3 separate regions of the Homo sapiens genome follow, and all the other regions are linked to region 1. Evidence: chromatin contacts called from ENCODE Hi-C data. All regions are on one chromosome and are shown on one strand. Each heading gives the region's core, a stretch centred on a gene start or an enhancer-like site at or near the end of the contact. The rest is flanking DNA. Distances are from core to core; before and after follow the strand shown.

What was found. Hi-C counts contacts between places; a loop is a spot of excess contacts on that map. Pooled maps may share reads with other maps.
Region 2: a pooled map shows a loop between it and region 1 (24-fold over the local background). The contact joins the enhancer-like site here to the promoter of MBNL2 in region 1. A Hi-C loop is called at or near these places in 6 of 50 pooled maps.
Region 3: a pooled map shows a loop between it and region 1 (2.3-fold over the local background). The contact joins the enhancer-like site here to the promoter of MBNL2 in region 1. A Hi-C loop is called at or near these places in 3 of 50 pooled maps.

What each region holds. Positions count from the first base shown.
Region 1 is chr13:97,221,083-97,224,492 of GRCh38, reverse strand. It overlaps MBNL2 (muscleblind like splicing regulator 2), which reads right to left and starts at 2,160. Exons shown (of 9, transcript NM_001382683.1): 1 at 1,962-2,160. RefSeq lists an enhancer at 2,079-2,138.
Region 2 is chr13:95,184,675-95,187,996 of GRCh38, reverse strand. It overlaps ABCC4 (ATP binding cassette subfamily C member 4 (PEL blood group)), which reads left to right. Exons shown (of 31, transcript NM_005845.5): 11 at 1,105-1,296. Among named protein-coding and RNA genes, the nearest start is that of SNORD13G, 24 kb to the left of the region's middle. Within about 2 kb of position 1,941, at least 2 of the 41 ENCODE cell types and tissues checked have a DNase peak (open chromatin) inside an H3K27ac peak, as active enhancers do.
Region 3 is chr13:94,327,757-94,331,083 of GRCh38, reverse strand. All of the region lies in intron 6 of GPC6 (glypican 6), which reads right to left. Among named protein-coding and RNA genes, the nearest start is that of GPC6-AS1, 140 kb to the right of the region's middle. Within about 2 kb of position 1,648, at least 9 of the 41 ENCODE cell types and tissues checked have a DNase peak (open chromatin) inside an H3K27ac peak, as active enhancers do.

The DNA of each region.
Region 1 (3,410 bases), core at 911-3,410:
TTAGCTTTGGGAACTCCCGAGAACTCCAATGTGCTCCAGTCAAAATCTTTTTTAAAAGGTTCCTTTGTAAACATTACCCTTCCCCCGATCTCTGTGACCAAGGTTGCCACCTGTGACATGGATTTGCAGCCTGCAGTATTGTACTTCCCCTGCTTGGGGCCATCTGTGCTAGGACATGATGATTTTTCTATGAAAGCAGCTGTTCTCACCATCACAACCAGCCTTGAACTTGGTGGCACAACCTGGATCCTAAATAGTGGCTCTGGAGCAACTGGGAATAGGGCCCCGGGGACCATCCACCCAGGTGGCAGCGCTGGGCTGCACCAAGGGGGAGTCAGGCCAGAAAAAAAGCTTTGCCCTGCTCCCTGCTGCTTTTTGCCAGCCCAGCCAGAAGCCCTGCAGAAAACCTGTGCTGACCGGCCCGACATGTGGCAGGTACAAGAAGATGCCCTATTTATGAGGGGACAGGTTTACAATTTACAAAAGACAGGCGAAAATATAAAGACATAACTTAAGTCCTGCCAGTGGGGAGTTAGAATGTTCCTGGCCAGGACATAAAGAAATATTCCTCTCCACAAGCTCGAATAAAGGAACACACAGCAGAAATAGTTGGGGGATGACGTCAGAAGTTCTGGGCTAGTGTCCTGCACTTCTCCTTGAAAGTAAAAACAGTGGGTCTAGAAGAATCTACGTGGCATTGCCCTTATTTAAATGAGTAGTTCTACTGCTCCTTGCAAAACAAGTAGGATAGCTGAAGAAACTTCCTCTTATTTAAAGATTATAAGAATGTTCCCCCTGCCTTTTTTAAAAACCTTATTGTCCCCAAAACACACACATTACCCAATTAACAAATAGCTTTCCACTTAACCTTTGTCTTTTAAAGGGACAGTAATGTTTCTTGTAGAACATTCAAGGTGGTGGTGGTTAGGCAAGTCAGATTTTTTTCTTCGCTTCAGTGCTTGCTAACTATTCTAAAAATGTTACACATTTATTGTAAACACATGCTTCCGAGGCCTAACAAAAAAGCACAGTTTCCTCATGCCTGGCAGAAATTTAAAACGGAAAAGGGCAGAAAGAATTCTTTAGCAAATATATCCTTTCCTTCTCCTGGGCCAAGTGTGTTAAAAATAAATCTTCTCCATCATTTCTCACTGCTGCTTCTCAGCGAGAAAGTTGATATGGTTCGGCATAGTGAAAACACAGCTTTAAAAGCTAGCCTGCCCTCATTAAATTATTCTGCTGGCTGTGTGTTCTCATTAAAAATGCATAAAGATCAGATAATTGCAGTAAGCATTATTAACCCAGCTTTACTTTTGAATATAATGGTTCCACTTTTAAGCTGGAAACAAAGGCTCAGACATGCCAGGAAAAGAAATGTAAACATTGAACTACAGTATCGAAAACTTGCCAGAAAGCTACCTCTTGCTAGGTTGTTTAAAATGTGCTTTTGAAACTCAATTAAAGCTGTAGCATTGTAGAGCTAGGTAGGTCCCTAATTTTTAATAAATAGACACATACGTTTGGCCAAACATTCAACCGATGATTATTTACCATGAATTTTTTTTTAATCCTTAATTGCAAGTCTGTTTTCAAATAATAGGATCCATGTAAACTTTATCTATTTGGGAACTAGCTATGGCAATATAACAATTTTTCACAGCAAGAAAATAAGATTGCTCCAAAGAATTCAAATGGTTTTTAAAAAATAATATAATAAATGAATCGATTCTTTGCATAAAAACTCGATTTCTTGCCTCACCCCAAACAGGCGGCATAGATTCAAGCTTTGCCATTTCTTTTTCTCAAATCAAAATGTTACGTAAAACTCCAGGGTCCCCCGCAAGTATTACAATTGAATTAGTGGAATCCAGTTTCCCTGGCTCCCGTAAGCAGCACACATGGAATGCAGCATACTGCAGCAAACTCTTTAAACATTCAAAAAAGGGGGGCGATTCTCCTACCTTGTTTAGCTCTGCCTGTCCTTCCCATTTACAGTAACCCCAGGAACATCTGGCAGAACCAAGTGGCCGAGGCTTCTCCACCGCATCATGAGAAAGAAACTTCCATGTAAATAGTTCTCATTCCCTGTTTATTGTACTCTGAAAGCCGTCTGCCGTATCTGGAAAATTTTACCTTCAGATGATGAAGCAAAGACAGTCTAAACTCTGTTGCTGTAAGCTGCAGCCCTTCCTTCCGACAAATCCCTCCCAGCCGGGGCCAGCCAATCCCCAGCCAGCTCGTCAGCCCTACTCGTCTGAAACTGGCCCTAATAGGATGACTGACACAGTAACACAGCACTTGCAGTGTGTAAAAACAGTGCATCCATACTGATGAAAGAGGAATTTCCCTCTCAGAAGAAAGCAATCATAGCACCAAGACAAAGTGGCACATAATTGGCAGAGCAGAGAGAGGGGTAGCTCAAGAAAACACCCTTGAAGACAGCCAGCTCGAAGCCAGGAGCTTCACCGTGAACACTTGGGAAAATGTGAAACTCCGCAGATTCCAAAGAAATCCAGGTTGTACATGAAACTGAAGTCCTTGGACTATCTGACAAAGCATATGTATATGTTTTTTAAAGGAAAAATAATTCAACGTCTGCCATGGCAGTTAATACCTTACAAAACATTTACATATTTCCATTATTGAGGAAGAATGTGCTAGCCCAAGTGCGTATTCAAAATCAAAACATGCTTATAGCTCTGGCACACACAGGTTTCCTGTATAACATCTGTTATTGCAGTGGTTAATTACTGCGGCCCATTTATCTTTCGTCTAAGTTTTCAGACCACTTGGGACTTCGATTAGGGAATGCTGGACAATAAAATTGATATCTATACACTACCCTTTTCTACTCTTGGCAGGCACCCACGAGAGGATTAGGTGTGCTTTAACCATCTTAGATGCCATTTGATAAATACTGTGCATTGGCTCACATTATCGTTAATGAAGCAATGATTATAGGAAGATGTTTACTGTTGAATACAAGGGGTACATGATCCAAGGGCCCCCATGAGGTGCCATTCCACAAAAGATGTTCTAGGAGGTGCTGGAGTTTCCTGAGATAAAGCAGAAGAAGAGAAAGTTTAGGAAGGGTTATTTATTTATTTATTTATTTATTTATTTCCCAGTCTACAGCATTTCTGTATGCCTTGAAAACAAAAACTCAAAAACATATGGCATTGAGCAAACACAACAAGCATACATTTTCCTCCCCTAAATACCACATTTTGAGAAAAAAAAAGTATGATGATTACATGATGAGACCAAGACAGAACAAAGCCTTTATTCATCTGAAAGGTTGAACCCAATGCACGATTTTTATAAGCAACTGTTCAGCGCATCTGTAATGAAGCAACAGAATGCAATGGAATGCTTTCTTTTTATTTTGCCATTGCATCTTAAAAACATAA
Region 2 (3,322 bases), core at 692-3,191, 2.0 Mb after region 1:
TTAGGAGTAAAAGATACACCTGTAATCAAGACCCAGACGCCACTGCCCTCCAGAAGTTTCTGGTATCTGGGGTGAGACAGATATACAAACAGGTGATTTCAGTTCAGTGTCGTAAGTGCTCTGATAGTGGGGGGCACAGACACGTCATGTCTGTGCATTGTAGAAGATGTGAAGGAAACGTGCGTACAGACTTAGTCTCATATATTCTAAAGCAACGCAATAAATCTAGTTGTAGGTGTATAACAAATAGGGTGGTTTAACAATTGAAGTTTGCTCTTCAGAGACACGATTCTTGGGTATTTAAAAATAAAAGTCCTTCCTAGTGCACAGGATTTATTATTTATTTTTATTTATTCATTCATTTATTCACGTATGTATGTATATTTAGTTTTTGAGACATGGTCTCGCTCTGTCACCCAGGCTGGAGTGCAGTGGCGTGATCTAGAGTCACTGCAACCTCCATTTCCCTAGGTTCAAGTGATTCTCATGCCTCAGCCTCCCAAGTAGCTGGGATTACAGGCGTGCCACCATGCCCGGCTAATGTTTGTAGTTTTAGTAGAGATGGGGTTTCACCATGTTGGCCAGGCTGGTCTCGAACTCCTGGCCTCAAGTCATCCACCCGCCTCGGCCTCCCAAAGTGCTGGGATTACAGGCGTGAGCCACTGCACCTGGCCAGGATATGTTATTTACATACAGCATTTCTAGGATTAGTTCTTTGTCAAAAAAGATACCCGCATGCAGGAACAATGCATTCAGTATTGGATATATGAACTATATATGTCATGCTTGGCTACTCTGTTGCTGTAAACATTCTTAGTTGATCTTTGTTCCGTGTACCATTTCATTTAGGGGCATGAAACTCATTTAGGGAAACTCATTAGGGCAGAGTAGATTGTTACACTCTATTTTGTTAATATTCCTTATAAACTACTAGTTTATGTGGACCATTATGTTATTTCCAATTTTTAATCACAACTTCCTGTGCTCTTTTAAATGAATGAATGGTGTTTTTCAAGCTCCCAGGGCTGGGCAAGGCTGCATTGCAGTGGCTTATTCTTGTCTCGAGTGTTGACTGAACATGTGCTTTTTTACAATCTGTTTCAGTCATCACTGTTAAGTGCCGTGCTCGGGGAATTGGCCCCAAGTCACGGGCTGGTCAGCGTGCATGGAAGAATTGCCTATGTGTCTCAGCAGCCCTGGGTGTTCTCGGGAACTCTGAGGAGTAATATTTTATTTGGGAAGAAATACGAAAAGGAACGATATGAAAAAGTCATAAAGGCTTGTGCTCTGAAAAAGGTGAGTGATGACTTTTGGATTTCATGTACTCGAATGTCCAGTAATACTAGTGTTCACTTGAACAACAAGGTTTATTAACTTTTTTTTAATTTTTAAAGACCTTTGAATGTTATTTAATACTTTAAGGCGGTCCTCCCAGTAAATAAACACACACACGCTCTGTCCTTTTACGTCTGATGCGAAAATGATGTTTACAGGGTGAATTTCGGGGGTTTGGTTGGTTTTGTGAAGTTTTATTTACTTTTAACTTTTCTTTTTTTCAAAATGGACAATTATAAAAATTTGCAAAAGTGGAGAGAAGGGTGTCTTGAACCTGCCTGTACCCATTGCTCAAGTTCAAGTGCGATCAACTTGTAGCCAATTCAACTCCGTCTCTCCCCTGGCCCTCTGCTAGCTCCACCCCCAACCCAGATTCTTCTGATGCATACCCTTGGCCTCAATTGTATTTTATCTGTAATTGTATTTTATCTGTAATACCTTATTACTTATCTCTAGAAGATAAGAACACTTTTGAAAAAAAATTACATCTCACTCAAGAAAAAAAATCACCAGAATTTCTTGCTATCATCAACCGGCTAGGCAGAGATTACAGTGCTTTAGTATCTCATTACCCATTGGTTTGCGTCAGACTCCGGAAGATGTCTGCACCGTGCACTTGGCTGATGTTTCCTGCTTGGGTCCCTCTCAAACCACAGGTTTCCTTCTCCACTCCCTTTAAAAAAGAAAATTTGTTTCAGTAGATTTTGGGGTACGGGTGGTTTTTGGTTACATGGATAAATTTACAGTGCAATTTATTATTTAAAGGAAACTGTTTTAAAATTTATTTTTCATTGTGTATCATTTCACCAAGAGAGTGATTGTTTTCAGAAAAGATGAAGTGTTTGATTGTACACTGAGGTTTTCATAAACCTGGTGGATAGTTGATGAAAACTGAGCATACTTAATAGAGGGCTATAAGTTCTAGAAGATAGAAAAAATGGTAAATACTGATAAATACTATGTTACCTTCTTTGGGCCATAAAAATCAGTGAATAATGGCATTAAAGGGCTCTCCCCAGGCCCTGTGCAGTGTGGCCTGGACATCCTACTGTTCTTTTATGCTGTCTGGAAAAGGCCGCCACAGACTGTCACAGGTGTGATGCAGAAGGCTTCCAGCCAGGTTTGTGAGGAATGAGTAATTTTGCTTGAACAATGGCTGGAATATCAGAGTCTGTCAATCAGGTGAGTAGTATTTGCTGGCGATTTGGATAGAGAAATCATTGCTTGTTTAATGGGCTGTTTCTTCATCCTGGACTATTGTTAATGAGAGATGATGCATTTTCGGAAATGACATTAAGTTAGCAGTAATGAGCTAGATTTTTATTGAATAGTATACACTATATAGGAAAAGATGCGCTAAGGCAAGCTCCTAGTTATTCAGATCCTACCAGGTCTTATTTTTTTTTCTCTGTCTCACACGCTCACACATATGCACACACAAAGCTGTGTAAAGTTTTAATCTTTTGCCATGATTTCCCAGTGCCTTTGCTATTGCTATCCTCATTTTGTTTATTTTTCTGATATTGCTAGCCTCGCTTTTTTAAAGTAAAATTTTCATTTTATTCAAAGTTTGTACAGAATTGCTAACATTTCCCTAAAATAATTACTATACTTCAGCTTGTCCTGCTCTGGTGTCCCCCCACTGTCCCCTGCTTCCCTGAAGATCCATTTTAGAGAAATTTTGCAGAAATATAGGGTCAAAGTAGGAGAATATACAAGGTGATTTCAGTGTGTTGCAGTGAGTGGAGTGTATCATGTTTTAGGGAGTTGAGAAACAGATGGCAAATTTTGCTAGTTTTCCCCCACTGGTAGTTACAGTTGATAACCAAGAAACTGCTGATGGACCAGGCCCCGGAGATAGGAAAGATGGTACGCCATTTTTCAATGGAAGGGTGGCACTTGGCAACCTGGGCCTTGTCTTTCAGCTCTTTTCTTCCATCATTTCTCTATGACAGGTTAGAAGTGAGGTCCTTGGGACCAACACAGG
Region 3 (3,327 bases), core at 399-2,898, 2.9 Mb after region 1:
TTCTTAAATCTGCCAGTTAGAGTTGATGTAGCACCCTCCAAATCAATCTAAAATGTGATAGAAAAAGGAGGCAAATTTTTTTATTAAATATTTGGAGGGAGGCCCAATTTCTGAGATCAGAGGAAGATACTAAACTCGTAGAACAGTCTTATATGGTTATATCAATGTAACAATCAGCCTCTTAAGAAAACCACATAAAAGGACAGCAATCAACCCAACAAACCCACTAGATCTCGTATCCAGAGCTTTTTGAAATAGGCTAAGGTCTCAAGAGATATATAGGTGAATATGCAGTTTCTCCTCTGTACCTTTTTGAGATTACACAGGGAAAAACATGGAGCACAGAGCTCATTGCATATTGACTATTATCATCCACCTTTAACAGACAAGGATTTGAGCTGTGCTTCTCTTAGCATGATGTACCTACGAATCACCTGGGATCTTGTTGAAATGCAGGTTCTGATGCTGCAGGCCTGGGGTAGGACCTGTGATTCTTCATTTTTTTAACAGGTGATACTGATGCTGCCAGTTTAGGAATCACATTTTGATAAACAAGGACTTGGGGAAGTGGCTAGCAACCTTGGCTGCACCCCAAGGACATGCTTTAGGAAGCTTTCCAAATACAGATGCTGGGTCAGTCCCAAGCCAAACAGATCAACATCTCTAAATACGAGGCCCAGGCATCAGTATTTAATGTTTCCCAGGTAATTTTCATGTACAGTCAAGACTGAGAGTTCCTGAGTTAGAGGCTCAGAGAAATTAACTGACTCGCCCAAGGTCACTTGGCCAGTGGCCAAACAGACTTTAAACGGTAAAAATTTTGCTGGCCCCAGGATCTTTGAAAATGATCCTAAAAATTATTACTAGGCAGGCATAACATAGGCAAGGGTTGCATCGTTTCCATAAGAATTGCTAATGTGAGAGAGAGAAGAAGAGGAAAGGTGGGATTAAACTTATGCAGGGAGTTATCAGTCCTGATCGAGGGAACACAGAGAAAGCAGGCAGCACAGTTGCTCTGTTCCAGTGTGAAATTCCCTTTCAAGGATCACTATTTCTTCATGAAAGCAACATGGTAGGAGCCTCTCAGAAGGCATATTCAAGTTCAGCAATGCGCAGTACCTTCAGCTCCTTTGATGAATCACTACATGATGAAACTTTAGAGGCTGAGTAATCACATTTGGCTTCGTTTCTGCCTCTTGGGAGGTTCAAAAAGTCATGTTTATGGGAAAGGGTAAAATTTCTGACCCAGGGATTTTTTTTTTGTCCCAAATAGGACCAAGGTAAGAGAAGAGGAGGAGGAGGAGTAGGAGGAAGGAGGAGGAGGAAGAGGAGGAGGAGAAGTAAAGCAATATTGGGAAATTATCAGACAACCCAAGATTTTCTGAATCTCCTAAACCCATTCAATCCCATGTTGTGAATGGAGGTCCATTTTCATCTGGAAAAACATGAATTTCAATTACATTTACACAATTGTTCAACCACAGTTTTCAAGATCAGATGCATTTTCTCACTGTCTGCAGATCCTGTGGAGAATAAACCTCCCCCCTGGGATGAAGACCTTGGCTGTGTAATTTGGGACATGCTACCTCAAAGGGAAAATGAAAGCGTGATTCTCTTCTGAGGGAGGAATTGGACATCTCCCAGACTAAGCAAATGGCAGCTGCAGACGGTACTGCGAGGCACAGATCTGCTGCTGGGAACGACATCCTTCGAGGTGGAAGATGTGAGGGGCCCAGGGTGCGGTGGGCCCTGGGAACACTGTGAACTCATGTGAAAATTCCTAACGTTGAACATGCAGGGAGAACCCAGCGTTTTGCCAAATGTTTTCAGGAGCTTAAATTTTAAGCATCATTTTCCTGCACTTCTGTTCTTTTTGGATATTCTTGAGGACATTTTAGTTTCTTTATTTTGTCCCTCTCTGGCTCCATTTTGGGCAAGAAAGAAATACAAATCTTACTCTAAAAGATACTAACCAGCTCTTTCAAAAGGGAAATAAAGCTGAGAACTCCAGTGTCAGTGGGAAGTATCTCACCAACTCCATTTCAGCCCCCCCCGGGGTTCTTCCTCAGGAGCTCCAGAGTTGATGGGGACCCATTGGTCAATGTTCAGAGGGGTCACAGCAAACACATTTCACACTCACACAGAAGCTTACAGTCCTGTCGCTCAAAGGGACTGCAGGGCCTCTGCAGTTCACCCCTGGTTTTAACGATGAGCAAACGAAGGCTTGGTGATGGGCAGTGACCTGTCGAAGGTCACATAGTGATGCAGGGGCTCCCCAGCCAGCATCTCCTCCCACAGCAGGCTGCCCACTTCCCCAGCGGACGTGGAGCAACAGACTGGAATGAGCCCCCTTTCCTTTCCCTGAAATACTCAGTGCAGTGACTAACATAAGGTTCAGAAATATTATTTGTTTGTTTATAATTTATATACAATTGCTTCCTAGAAAGACTTGCAGGAGGCAGGGCCATGCTGCTGGCTGTGGATGGGGTCTCTCTTCACGTCTGCTCCTGACAAACACAGAGCAGTGATGTCAGACGGCAGCTGCCATGAGTGAGACCAACGACAGGACAGCGACAGAACAGCCAGAAAGCAAAGCTTTGTTCCAGCATCCCCAGGAAGTCTTCGTGTGGCTTTTCCCTCTCTCCACTGGAAACCTCACTTTAGGGTGAATCCTTCCATGTAGGAGCCACGAAGTCATTTTACATGTCTAATTAAGAGTAGTCATTCTTCCAAGAAACATGCATTGAACACATTGGCATCGGGCATGGAAAGATGGAAAAGGTAGGTTCTCAAAGCAGTAGCAGTCCACTTAGCATGTGAGGTGGTATCTATCAGGATCACAGGCGAACTTGTTAAAAATACAGATTTGCTGTCCCCTGTACCCCACTGGCTGACTTAGTGTGGCCCTGGGTTGGCCCTTGGGAATCAGTATTTTAATAAGTTTCTCATGTAAATGATCCGAGTCCCACATATTCCGAATGCTGGTCTAATGTGCAGAGGAATCCTTTGAGACAACAGCCACAGATCCTTCTCTACTGTTGGCTTTGTAGGCGATCTCCAGGAAGCAGGAAAGATCACCCTTTCCTATTTTTTCTCCCAACAAAATCGGAGGGGAAGGGGGAGGAAGCATGCTTGGATGAAGAAGGCAGGTTTACCATCTCCAGGTGTGCAATGTGGCCCTGTTTCCTCTCCTAGAAAATCTCTCAGCTAAACTCCTGCCCTAAGAAAAGGAGGCACTGAAGCTGTTTAAGGAAAGAGAAAACTAGGTGAAACTCTTTGCACTTAGATTCCATTTTATAAGGGGCAGTGATTTTTTTTACTGGGTAT